Regions from separate parts of the Mus musculus genome. Here region 1 is linked to region 2. A link is a loop called in an ENCODE intact Hi-C map of the cell type or tissue named here. Cell type or tissue: left cerebral cortex. All regions are shown on one strand. Links, peaks and the distances in the headings refer to the core of each region. The heading gives the core; the rest is flanking DNA.

Evidence for each region. A loop is a pair of places that touch in the nucleus more often than their neighbours do. Peaks named below come from ENCODE experiments on the same cell type or tissue, not always from the same donor. Only the 100,000 strongest peaks of a DNase experiment are listed, where the experiment ranks them.
Region 1: a loop joins it to region 2, with 4 times the contacts of the local background. A loop is called at or near these places in 1 of 42 quality-filtered maps.

What each region holds. Positions count from the first base shown.
Region 1 is chr5:74,861,161-74,867,872 of GRCm38, forward strand. No RefSeq gene overlaps it. Among named protein-coding and RNA genes, the nearest start is that of Gm52779, 80 kb to the right of the region's middle. In left cerebral cortex, for the core only: no CTCF peak of the experiment used is centred there; a DNase peak (open chromatin) is centred at 3,535.
Region 2 is chr5:74,796,947-74,803,658 of GRCm38, forward strand. No RefSeq gene overlaps it. Among named protein-coding and RNA genes, the nearest start is that of Lnx1, 97 kb to the left of the region's middle. In left cerebral cortex, for the core only: no CTCF peak of the experiment used is centred there; DNase peaks (open chromatin) are centred at 3,634, 5,224 and 5,456.

The DNA.
Region 1 (6,712 bases), core at 591-5,590, 64 kb after region 2:
TCTGGAGTGGTTGTTAGACTAAACTGTGTCTTGGCTTTGCAAAGCTCTGATCACCTGCCTGTGGTCAGGCTATTCTCAATATCAGATGATGAAATACTGGCCAGGGCTCTTACGGTTGCAGGTAAAAGAAACCGAACTCTGATGAACTTATACAGTGTGAGCATCTGCTTCTCTGGCAGAGAGAGAGACAGACCATCCATCTTTAGGCCCAGCTGGACTCCCGTGTTCAGCTTTCTTGCCAAACCCTTTTGTTCTCCTTTCCTGTCCTTTATTTTTAGGCAGCTGTAGCTACTGTGGTAGACACAAAAAGCTCCCACACCCTCAGGCTTTTATGGTATGAGCTGAACACACCCCAGACAGACCGAGGCTTGGTCTAGACTCAAATGCATGGCTCTTCTCAGCAACAGTGTGTGGGGTCAGCTAGATTTTACCTCATCAATTAGGAGGAAAGATGTGGTTATCTGGGGGAGGGGAGGGACTCCAAATGAAGTATTTATTAAAAAAAAAACCTTTGTCTAATGAATAGTGGGAAATAATCAACATCCTGTAACGTTAAGCAAGACAAACTTTCAGTTTCTAAACATGATGTTAAGGTATATGTATTTAGTTATTTTCTAGAGACCAGAGACTATCTCTAAAACTCAGTGACATCGTCAAGACCTCAACTACTGCAGAAATGGAGATGGTGTGGGGAGGGGAATGGGAGTGGGGTCAGCGAAGCCATTCATTTGTACACAGGTTTACAAATTATGCATCTCTAAGAATGTACCCCAATCTACCAAATCTGCTAGCATCATTGATTAGCCTGACAATTGTTAAGGACCAGGAGACTTCCCACCTTAGCCCCCTCTCTTCTGAGCTGCTATGCAATACAGGTTTCTGGACCCTGGACCTCCCTGTCATCCTACCTGGGAATGTGGTAACTGCATTTTAATATGCTCACTAGAAGATACTTTATGACCTGGCTTCCACTATAAAACCCATGGATTTTATGGTGAACTATGGGATATACTGTGATACAGTTCCACTAAATATTTGCTTGGTGCTTGGTAGATATTAAATGCTTAAGAAGCAATGAACTCTATTGTGGTTTGAATCCCACATGTTCCTCCCAGGCTCATGGGCCGAGTACTCAGTCCTCAGTTTGTGGTATTATTTTGAAAGCTATTGAATCTTTAGGAAGTGGCGCATAGCTACCAGAAGCAAGCTACTGGGAGATGGGCCTTTGAAGGAACCTGCCCCCAGTTCTTCTCTCACTTCCTGTTCCCGGTCTCTACAAAGCAGGGGCGGAGGGAGGGGGAAGCTGCCATTCCATGCTCAGACAGCCATTATTAATATTAAGCCAAGGTAAGTTCTCTGTTAAGTTATTTCTGTCAGGAATTTTGCCCACTGATAAGGAGATTAACTACCACAGTCCTGAGGATGGCTAGACGATGGCTGGGTTTTTGGAGCACAGAGTGGTGGACTTAATTACTACCTTCAGTTCTTCACCCCTGCATCTACATTCTTGACGTGCTATTGACAGAGAGGATGCCTCTGTCTCTTAGAGATTAGCCATGTGAGTTGCTTTAGACAGTGGACTACGGACAGACACAATAGTGTTCAACCTCAGTGTAGACCTTACCATACCTCTGCATCTCCGTTTGTCCACAGCCCCGACATAAGCTTGCCCTGTGTTGATGCACACTGCACTCTGGACCCAAAGTGAACACATGTGGTGTAAAGGTCCCCAAATATAATGGAACTGGATAGACACACAACTTGAAGCAAAGCTTCTCTCATAAGCCAACCCCACCATCGCTAACAGATTCATAAGAAAAGTGCTTGTCCAGACAGTGTTGGCAAACTCCTTTAATCCCAACACTTGGAAGACAGAGGCAGCTGGATCTCTTGAGAGTTCAAGTCCAACCTGGTCTACAGAGCGAATTCCAGGACAACCAAGGCTACACAAAGAAGTCCTGTCTTGAAAAAAAAAAACACTAATTAACTAACCACATTTTTAAAAAGAAAAATTACTTGTCACTAAATTTGGAAGACAATTTTCCCAATAGCATTGTTGTAGAAATCACCCTCAATTTTGGTTTGCTTGGAGTTCACCCACTGCCTCTACTGAAGAAGGCAATATGGAGAGTAAGAAATTGGAACTTCATTAGGGAAGATGTTTAGGTGATATGTGGTCCTTACTCCATGGAAGGCAAAGGGAGGATAAAATCTGTGTATATGGTTTGTACCATCATCAGCAAGCATAGAGTGCACCCACCCCGTGCCAAGAGCTGAATAGGCACTACCGGAGACTTTCAGTAGGATTCAAACTAGAAGAGCCTTTTGAGTCCCTGGAGGACCAGATCTGAGTCCCACTGCAGACAACATCCGAATGGATTGGGTCAGGCTGGCCAGAGTGCTATAAGCTTATGGTTAAACAATAGGTGCTTAAAGGAAAACCACCTCTCTAGTCTGTCTACCATGCTAATACTTACACCTGGCAATGCCTTTGAAGGACTTCTCGAGGACCCAGAAGTTGGTGGGCTGACCTGCAGCTAATGGTCATCAACAGTCTCTTCTCACTGTAAATGAAATACCTTGTGATTTCAGCTCACAGAGCTAAGGATTCACTCGAGGTGTCAGGTATAATCAAAACCTTATTTCCCAAGCCAAGTGTAAGTGGGGTGTTTCTGTAATCCTAGTACTCCAAGGGCTGAGACTGGATTGTGAGTTTGAGGCTAGCTTGAGCTACACCACACAACCGTACCTCAAAAGAAGAAAAATCTATTTTCTCCTTGATACTGATATGCTTACTTTGTCAGAGAGATGGATCCCTGAGAACAGCCACATATTCTTCAGGGCCAAGAGCAAAATGAAAATTCAAGATCCACTCACAAGTTGTTTAGAATTACAAGATGGCAGCCACATTGCGTTAAAGTGCATACAGGCTCTAGTGGATGGGCCCCAATACCATTGCACAGATATGCCAGAAGCTATCCCTGTTACCACATTAAGGGAGTGCTGACTGCCAAGACTTGCATACGTATGTGTTAAAGAAACAACCAGGGGATCTGGGCAGTGGTGGCGCATGCCTTTAATCCCAGCACTTAGGAGGCAGAGGCAGGCAGATCTCTGAGTTCAAGGCCAGACTGGTCTACAGAGTCAGTTACAGGACAGTCAGAACTATACAGAGAAACCCTGTCTCAAAGCACTGAGACAATGAGTTTGTGTGTGTGTGTGTGTGTGTGTGTGTGTGTGTGTGTGTGTGTGTGTGTGTGTGAGAGAGAGAGAGAGAGAGAGAGAGAGAGAGAGAGAGAGAGAGACCCAGGGAGTCCAGCCCTGGTGTAGAATTCAGAAAATGACCAGTTCCCTCAGGCACTGAGGGGAGGTCAAGTAACGGTCAACCTTGAGAAGAAGGACCTGCTACTTGGAGCCCAGCAACTCTAGGTTGCTGGACCAGTGACCAGGTGGCTAGAGGAGAGACTGAGAACCATTCTTCAGCCCTCAGCATCCTACCAGCTGGTCCTTTCTTCACCATGATTCATAAACCATTCCTGAGAGCACACGCACCCCCAGACATTCCCACCCCCACACAAAGTGCTTTAAACACAGCCCAGACCTGGCTGTAGGTTTGAGGGATCACAGCTGTATTGAGAAGGTTGCACAAGAGGCTTGCTGTGGGTTTTCTGCAGTCACGAGAGGTCTTGCCCTCAAGGGCTCAGGACAGCAAGAAAATTCCTGTACAAACTCACCAAGGCAAACTCACCAAGGTGAGAGATTTGCCCTGAGGCCTCAAATGCTCCAGTGGGCTCCGACCTGGCTTCGGCTACTCATCAAGCAGACATGGAAAATAGGTCCTGCTTGAAGCTGCAGCAAGGGTGGGGCACACCCTCCTGCTGGGGAGTGAAGGGCTGTGACTGGGAGAAGGCTGCCCAGCTCTTCCCCAAAGACTGAAAGCAGCCCTCGTTTTACCATAGAATTATATCCTCTGAAACCAATGCCAACTGGTAATGGGCCATCTCTTTGTCATCTACCTGATGTAGTGGCCTGTGCTTATAATCCCTAACTGTGGCGTTCAAGGCCAACCTGGGTTGTTTAGTGAAACCTTAACTCAAACTCCAGCCCAAGAGAAGAAAAAAAAAAAAAAAAAAGAGTTCAGGTCCCTACTTAAGATCAAGAGAAATGTGCTGAGTTGGTTGCTTCCTATTTTTCTCTTGGAGCAACTAAGAAAGTCCTGCTTCAGGCAATGTGGTATAAATCAGTATTAATGCAACTTATTAGACTCAAACCTTCTAGAATGCCTTCCACTAATTTTAGAATCATATCTATTGATTTCCCTTACAGTGGGTATATTCCAAGAAGAGCAATGGCTAGGTCCATATGGTTGATTTTCACTGGTAATTCTCTGGAGTATCTCCTTGTTGGTTTCCAAACGTAACGTTCCCACCGGCAGGGCACCAAGGTCCCCGTTTCCCACACCCTCCTTAAACCTGGTCTTTCTGGCCCATTGACGGTCCATCTGTTGGTTATGTTTCTGGGAATCCAAGCCAGCTTTTCAGCTGAGTTGTCCTCGCTGAGCTATGCCCTCACCCTTCTTGTGTCTCTCACAAGCCTAGCCTAAATGGTGTAGAGCAATAGCTCTCAGTGCTGTAGATTTGAATTTCCCCGACAACCTGTGATGTTAGCCCCGTCCCGTGCACAGATTGCCCTTCTTATGTCTCCTTTGGCAATATGTCTGATCAGGTTCTTCGCCCATTTTAAAAACAGTTATTCGGAGCTTTACAATTAGGTGGTGTGTCCCTTATATGGTTTGGCTGTTAACCCAGATAAATCATTTGCAGACATTTCCCCCCATCTGCAGACAGCTTTCCCATGTTGTTGACTGTCTCCCATGCCAGGGAGCTTCTGACTTGACGGAGCTTGTTTAATTGGCTTTATTGCTTGGGATTTTGCTATGATGCCCAAAACATTACTTCCTAGACTGATAGGAGGGTTTAGAGTTTTATAATCCCAGGTTTTACATTTTGGCTCTTTAACCCATTTTGAGCTGATGTTATATGCGGTATGAGATAAGAATCCAATCCATCCCACTGTGCCTTGGTGAGGTGCTGAGTTTATTGGACTCAGTGACATATCATTGATGAGGGGTTATTTACAGGTTCCTGGATGACCCCAAAGTAGCCACACCACCAGAAAGTCTCACCCGAGCATGAATAACTGCTTTCCTAAAACCTGCATGGACAGAATGCTCCCTCCAGTTAACCCTGCACTGCACCACCTCTGAGGACCACAGGAACACAAGTAGCTTAGGCAGGATGACCTACAGAGTTACTGTATGTAATTCTGCAAGGAGTGGCTGGAATCTCAGGTGAGGGTCTAGTGACCCTCCCCACTCCCTCCTTCTAGAAAAAAAGGCCTGATGTCAGGTTCTCTTTGGATCAGTCGCAGCTGTTCGGATGAAGATGTGCTTGCTGCCATGCTCAGAAACTGCATTCTATAACTTTGCTCTTTCAAACCAAAACATCCCCCTTGCGATCCATTAAGGCTATGACAGAAAAAAAATGTTATGTGTATATTGATTAGTAATCACTTTTTTTGAACACTTGAAGAAAATACAACTCAAATTAAGGTTCACTGTGCCGGCACTTTCTGCCGGCTTTCAATCCGTGTGTTTACTTAACAGGACCCAGTCACGAGATAAGCATACTCTCTTAGTCACAGAGCCGGGAAAGGCAAGTCAGGACCTCCCTTGAGCAACTCCACTGTCAAAGCGTAGAGGTAAACCTAGCACGGGTGAACTCCCAAGGGGGGTGGAGCTAGCTGTAAGGAAGTTAGCTGTGAAGAATCTAGAGTAGGGAATACTCTGAAGAATAGGTAAATTTTCAAGCAAGACATAAAACCTCACTGAGCCAAGAGGTTCCCTAGGTTGGAGAGACTCAGACTCCCAGATTGGCAGGTACCAGGAGTGATGGTCCTCAGCTACTACGGAGAAATGCTGGAGATGTGGGTTTCCTCCAATTGGATTGCTGCATCTTTCCCACTGTGGGTCCCTTTACAGGACCCAGCTGGGACACTGTGTGCATGAAGTAACAGGTTCAACTTAACAGGTGCCACACACCTGTGGCACTCCAGCAACCACGCAGAGCCCTGTTGGCATCGTTATCCAGCCAAGTCAGACACAGAGCCATGATTTGGTAAGATGCCATCCCAAGCAGGGATCAGTGAAAGATAGAGCCATCTCGCTCCTTTATCCGCAGCTCCCATCTGTTGAGATGTCTATGTGTGCCAGGCTTGGTTCTGAACACACAAGTCATAAACTCCCTTGTGGTGACCTTAAACTGACCCACTCATGACATAACCTATTTCCTGGAATCCTGGGAGACTGATGTTCCCTCCTGCTGTGTCTAGGTCACGGCGGCGGCGTGTTGTGTAAACTAGCATCTGCTGGAGCGAGCCAGCCGTCTCCAAGCTAGAATCAGAGCAGGCTATGGTCCAAGTGTTGGTTCTGAGGTAGGGAATGCAGGTGGTGGTGGATCATTTCCAATGGGATGCTGTACAAGAGGGCCTCCAGGAAGCCAGAGGTGACTACAAGAAGCATTCATGCATTATTGACTCTGGCAGGACCAGCCATAGCTAGTTAGAGGAGGTGCTGTGTCAGTGGGACCTCAGATGGGAAGTCCTCAGGCCCAAAGGCTCCAAGGAACCCAGGGGAACGGCAGCTTTGGGCACA
Region 2 (6,712 bases), core at 580-5,579:
CAACTCAGGCCAGGGGGACATTAGCACTGACGGGCTTTGGAAACAGTGGCTAAGAAGGTGACACAATAAAGGAGAGAAGGGGGGCCTTGGAAGGTTGGAGAGAAGGTTCTGCAGGTGAGGTTCTTGTTACACAAGCCTGAGGTCCTGAGTTCTCATCCAGAGCATCCACTCAAAAGGCCTAGGCAGGCCAAGCACACCTGTAATGCTAGCTCTGCAGGGGCGGAAACAGAAGGACCCTGGGCATTTCTGGCTGGCCAGCCTAGCTGACTGGTGAACTTGGCGTTCCGTGAGAGAGCCTGTCTTGAAAATAAAGTGGGATATGATTGAGAAAGACACCTGACATTGACCAGCAAGATGGCCCAGCAACTAAGAGTGAAGGTGTTTGTCACTGAACTCTCACGACCTCAACTCCAGAACCCATGGCGGAAGGAGACGACTGATCCCCAAAAGTGACCCTCCACGTGTGGTGTGTGCCATGGCACTTGAGTGCCTGCACACACACATACATACATAAATATATATGTGTGTATATATACATACATATATGTGTGTGTATATATATGTATATACATACATATATACATGTATACACATGTATATATATACACATATGTGTGTATATATATGAAATATATACACATGAGATGCATATACATATATAGAATACATATAGATATACATACAGATATATAAATAAACATATACATCTTAAAATACATTTTTTTCGTTTTGCTTTTTTGTTTTTCGAGACAGGGTTTCTCTGTATAGCCCTGGCTGTCCTGGAACTCACTCTGTAGACCAGGCTGGCCTCGAACTCAGAAATCCACCTGCCTCTGCCTCCCAAGTACTGGGATTAAAGGTGTGCACCACTGCCCGGCAATACATATTATTTTAATTGTGTGTACACACATATATACAGGTGCCCACAGAGGTCAGAAGCACTAGATCCCCCTGAACGAGACTGGGACCAGAATTCAGGTCCTCTGGAAGAACAGTATGCCCTCTTAATCAATGTCCTCTCTCCAACCCCAGCTGCCATCTTCAAAAGTGTTATGTTCAAGGACACTGTGGAGTGTGTGTGTGTGTGTGTGTGTGTGTGTGTGTGTGTGTGTGTGTAAAAGGCATACAACTATTAGCAGCCTTGGCTCAGTGATGCTGGGTCGATCATATCCAATTACATCGCAGCAGCAGAAGCTGGTGTTCTGTGCTCACCTGCATGAGCAGAGCTTGGGAAATGTTTGTGTCCAAACCTGGGAAAGGAATGGAAGGTTTGGTAAACGGTCAGTCTTTGTAGTCAGTCTTGGCTAGAAATATGATCCAGTTATCCTGTGGAAGTCGTCACTAGATCAGTGGTTCTCAGCCTTCCTAATGCTACTTCTCATGGTGTGGTGATCCCCAACCATAAAATTATTTCATTGCTACTTCATAACTATAATTTTGCTACTGTTATGAATCATAGTGTAAATATCTGATATGTGACCCCCGTCAAGGGGGTTGCGACTCACAGGCTGAGAACCACTGCAGTAGACAGTGAAGAAAATGTGCTTGAAGATAAAGGCACCATGGATCTCTTAAATTTCCAAAGTCATGATGAACCTTGCTAACTTTATTTTTTTAAATGCTGGGATTAAAGGCGTGTGCCACCACACCCGGCTCAAATCCTATTTTTAATGATGGTTCTCAAACATTAACTTCTCTTGCAGCCCACTACTCACCAGAGGTAGTGGAAAAGAAAGGGGAAGCCAAGCTGTTTAGAAAGGTTCTTTGGGTCACTCCTGTCTGTGTTGTCTGGAAATCAGCCATTCAGTTCATAGGTTAGCAGACAGCAGCTTGATCCACTGGCAAACACTTCTCAGATACACCAGCAGTCCAGTTTGGTAGTCAGGTTAGCAACAGTGGTGACATGATCTAGCAAAGACAGCCAGGCCTCAGCCTCAGCCTCAGCTCAAGTCAGCAGGAGGGACGAGCAGGAACACCAGGAGAAGTTCTCAGCTGTGCCTCTCTCAGGGAAGCAAAGATCAGCAAAGACATGAGACCACAAGTGTTGCACATCTTGCTGTACCAGCAAGACAAGCTCTGTCTCCATCATTGTTCAAGTCCTATTTATACTCTCCAAACATCATGTGTCCTCCACATGCCTTACCTCAGCACGAGCATCCAATCAGCCAGAGTCTGAGGAGTCCCGACAAATGCAGCTCAACTACAAAATGTAAGGTGGACCAATACATATGTGTCATTAGCAAAGAATCTTTCATCACGCGTCCTTTCATGTGCTTGCTTTAGCAGAACATCCTTTCACCTGTGTCTGCTTCAGCTAAATGCTTCGCGTGTTTGCCCCAGCAAAACACCATCCAGCCAATTTCCAAAGAACCCTTAAGTTTCCAGTTCACCTTGGTCTTGGGTAGTACTCTCCTACTGTCTTTAAGTCACAGAATACATAGAAAAAGACAATTCTTATGCTGTATACTAAACTCCATAGACAAAGCTATTTGAGGCCAGGTGTGTCTCTGGCTACTGTGGAGACTGGGACCATTTGTGAGATGGTCCCACGCTGCAGTGTTCAGGGGGAAGAGAGAGAGAGAGAGAGAGAGAGACAGAGACAGAGACAGAGACAGAGACAGACAGAGAGAGAGAATGACATGTGGGTAAGATGTGATTCCAGGAAGACTAAACACATTGCTCCATCATATAACAAAACAGAACAGGAAGATCAAGTATTTAAAAGCCTGGCAAAGCCACAAGATAATGCATTGGGACCACAGATTCTCCCTCCATCTAGAATCCATACCCAGTGTGGGAAGGCCACTCCAGCGAAAGGGTCTAGTGACTCAAGCCATCGATTGTGCTCTATTTGGAGCATGTCTTCCCTTGCTCTCCCAGATAATCAATTATTAGAAAATTAGAAAGAGACCCTGACGGGGACATTAGTAACCATCAGAAGATGCAGCGGATAAGGAAACAGGATGTCAGATGTGGACATTTTTCCATAGGTTCAGGATTTCTATAATGTACACATGCGTCTTTGCTTCGGTTTATCTGATCTACTTTGAACTCATAAATATTTAGCACACGTATAAATAATGCCTGCAAAGCTTACCAACCCCAGGAAAGTGGTTACACGACGGCAGAGCAGAGGATGGGGGGAGCCGACTGCAAAAAGCTAATGTGCTTTTTAAACAAGCACTTCACACACACACACACACACACACACACACACACACACACACACACACACACAAACAGGCAATTTGCAGCCCCGTGATTCCTGCCCCACCAGAGACCCTATACAGTGTTGACTTTGGACATTTTAAATTACAAACGTCTTATAGCACTTAAAGCCTTAAAGCTGGGTTATGGTGTATTTTGAAATCAAACAACATTTTTGCCTAGAACCAACTCTTTCACAGAAATTATTCTTGGTTTCCACCAAGTTATTAAAAAATAAATGGGGGGGGGATCTTCTATTAAGATTTGAAAAGCAAGCAAATAACGTTAAGGATAATATCCAAATCCTCTCTTCTCTCCGTGTTCATCCAGTATGGGAACACTTAGCCACACAGGAAGAAGTGGGTGGATTTGGAAAGTTGCTGAATTCTCTAATTTGAATCAATCCGAATTAAACACAAGCTGCTGTTGTATTAGCAAGCGAAGGAGGTGGATGAGAGGTTGGCTCGGTGTTGCTCCGAAACCCAAGGAGAGGGGGGAGTTTTCTGGGATGGAGAAGAGCTGAGCCATTCACGTTTCCAGTCCTTGCTCCGCACAGCATCCTGCCTCGGAGGGCCCTTGGTTCTTTAGACCTCTGCAACACGAGGTCCAACTGACAGTCCTCTAACTGCCCTTCTCAGCCCCCATACTGTAAATGCTGCATGAATGAGGCCTATTGTCATTTCCTTTTTCCACCTTTTGGCTGTTGACTCACCCCCACTATAGCTCTTAAGAGCTGGCTATTGTTCTTAATCACAAGGAAGCGGACAAGCTTCATTAAGATGTGAATTACGGTGCAATTGCCCATGAGTTCAAGACTAGTAAATCAACAGTATGTCCGAAATAAGGTTAAGATACAAGGTTAAACGTTAACTGATGAAGATGTTGTGACCAGAGGCTCAAAGGAACCTAGCTTTATATTATCCTAGGAAAAATGGCCCAGTACCATTCATGTGATTCAGTGTTTGTGGAACACAAATAAGAACAAACTGGAGTGGTAGACGTGGTTGTGGTACACATACCACTCAGAACTTCCAAGGAAGGCTTGGCTATACAGCCCTGGGGAACGGAGTTGATAGGCTAGCTCTCACAGGATCCCCCCTTAGCCAGAGTCAGCCTGCCCAAAGCCATGCTCTTCCCTGATTGTGGACCCTCTCAAAGTGTCCAGCCATGCTCCCTCCTGGCAACATTGGGTGATGCTCTGTCAGATGCCTATGGCAATTTGATTTCCACTCTTTTCCTAGGTGCTAGGTCCTGGTGAACACCTTGTGTCCCCGCTGTTATTCAGTCTGAGCATCTGAAAATCCTGCCCCTTATGGCAGCCTGTACATGAGGCAAAGTAGAGAGGACCTCTTTGAAGTCTCCTGTCTCTGTCTCCTATGTGGCCACAGACTCTCTTTTCCCTCCTTAGCCCTCACTTTCCTGGTTCCAGGGTCTCAATGCACATGCCAACAACCAGCCCCAAGCTCATGGATACTGTGACTTCCCACTCAGAGAGAACTACTACTGGAGATGTACCCAAGTCAGCCTCACATCAATAGTTATAGGTCACAAGGAGGGACTATGTTGCTAGGTAGCGGGTTCTCCTCACCAGCTCCCAGCAGGTGATGGTCTAGGTGTGGAGGTGGATGTCTCCCCTTCATCCCTGTATGCCCTTCCCCACTCCTGCTCCCTGGACCTCAGTTGCCCTCTCACTGCCAGCTTCAGCATCCATTGATTGAATGGGCTCTTTCCTTGGGTTCTCTCTCTCTCTCTCTCTCTCTCTCTCTCTCTCTCTCTCTCTCTCTCTCTCTCTCACACACACACACACACACACACACACACACACACACACACGCACGCACGCACGCACACCTCCTTCCTTATAAGAAGAGAGAAAAGTACAAAATCACTTCCATTTATTTCTAAGCCACCTGCAACGGTTTCCCCTGCAGGTGCAATGCTTTTACCAGAAAGCTCTACTAGCGAGAGACAGCCCACATTCCTACTCACTCTTCGTCTTCCTCCGTCAGATGTGTATTTTGTACACATCTGCAAGAATGACCGCAGGATGTCTCACTGCATGTGCTTGCAAGGAGCTGAGAGAAATTTAAGGGGGGGGGGAGGGAAGAAGCTAGTATTCACTGGGACTTACTCTATGTCAAACATCCTGCTGAGTGCTTTACATATTTATTTCGTTTAATCCTTATAACACCCTTAAGAGGTTGGTATGAATGGCTGTATAGAGTGAGTGAGGAAACCCAGGCTTAGCGTGGGAAGCGATTTTAACTCAGCAGAGGGGATTTCAGATGCTGTCTTACTCCAGAGCTAGATGGAGCATCTCCTCCTAATATGAGAGAGAGAGAGAGAGAGAGAGAGAGAGAGAGAGAGAGAGACTGAGACTCAGCCCACAGAACTGACTGCTGTTGCCAATAACAGCAGGACAGACAGCGAGAATGGACAGATGGAACTCAGGGGAGCATGATGCTCTCTCTCTTTTCTCTCTTTAAAGGACTCAACCACAGCTCCAAATTGAACTGGGAAGCAGATCTGAACGTTTGAGGTTGGTTGGCCTCATTTTAATCACGCGCCTAATAATCTGTCATCATTTAAAGGCCATTTCCTCCGCACCTGCACCCAGAGTGCATCCAGAGGCTGAGGTTTCGAGGGAGAATCCCACAGAGTCCCCTCTCTGCTGCCTCTCAGCCACGTGTTCCACTTGCAGCCATGCACGGCTTGCAGGTACCACGACTTCTGCAAGGGGCAAGGTGGGAACAGGAAGGGGGGAAGCAACCTCCCTCTGCCTGTTGGCCTTCCTGACACGTCAGCGTTAGGGGTGGCAGACATAGAAATAACAAAAAGACTGAATTGTAGGTATGGTGTAACTCATTTCATTTAATATGGGGGAGACTTGGAGACAGTTTTTCATGGCTCTCTGCTTGGGTGTTTTTCTACTCTTGAAGAAATTCACAGACATCAAATCTCATACCCAGATGTTTAACACTGAATCTTGTTCTGACAGGTTAGTGAAAGGCAGGATTTTCCTTCATTCCTATTGTTCCAGTGTTTTTTAGGGAAAGCATTATATGAGTAAGGTGATTTAGTTAAATAATTTAATGTATGCATCTATATGGCTCTATTTTGGGTCATAAATCAAAAGCCCAAAGAAGGGAGCAGTGACATTCCAAGATTCCCATTTGCCTGTCCTGGATGCTGGGTGCCAGAACTCTGGCTCATTCTCCTTAAAGGTCCTGGGGTTTCTGAGGCTCCAGTTACAATGGTGTCTTCTGCATTTCCCTAATCCAGCGCTGGGAACTGGGGACCTGCATTTGCTTTCAAGTGTCTTTACGGTACATGTCTGCATGTTCAGAACACTGGACTGGGAAAGAGAGCAAAATCTAAATCTATCTTTTAAGACTTCTGGCAGTGATGTCTGGAGTCCAGCAGACCTGGATGAAATCCCTACACACACACACACACACACACACACACACATGCATGTTAGCTGTTTCCCCTTGGATACATTTCC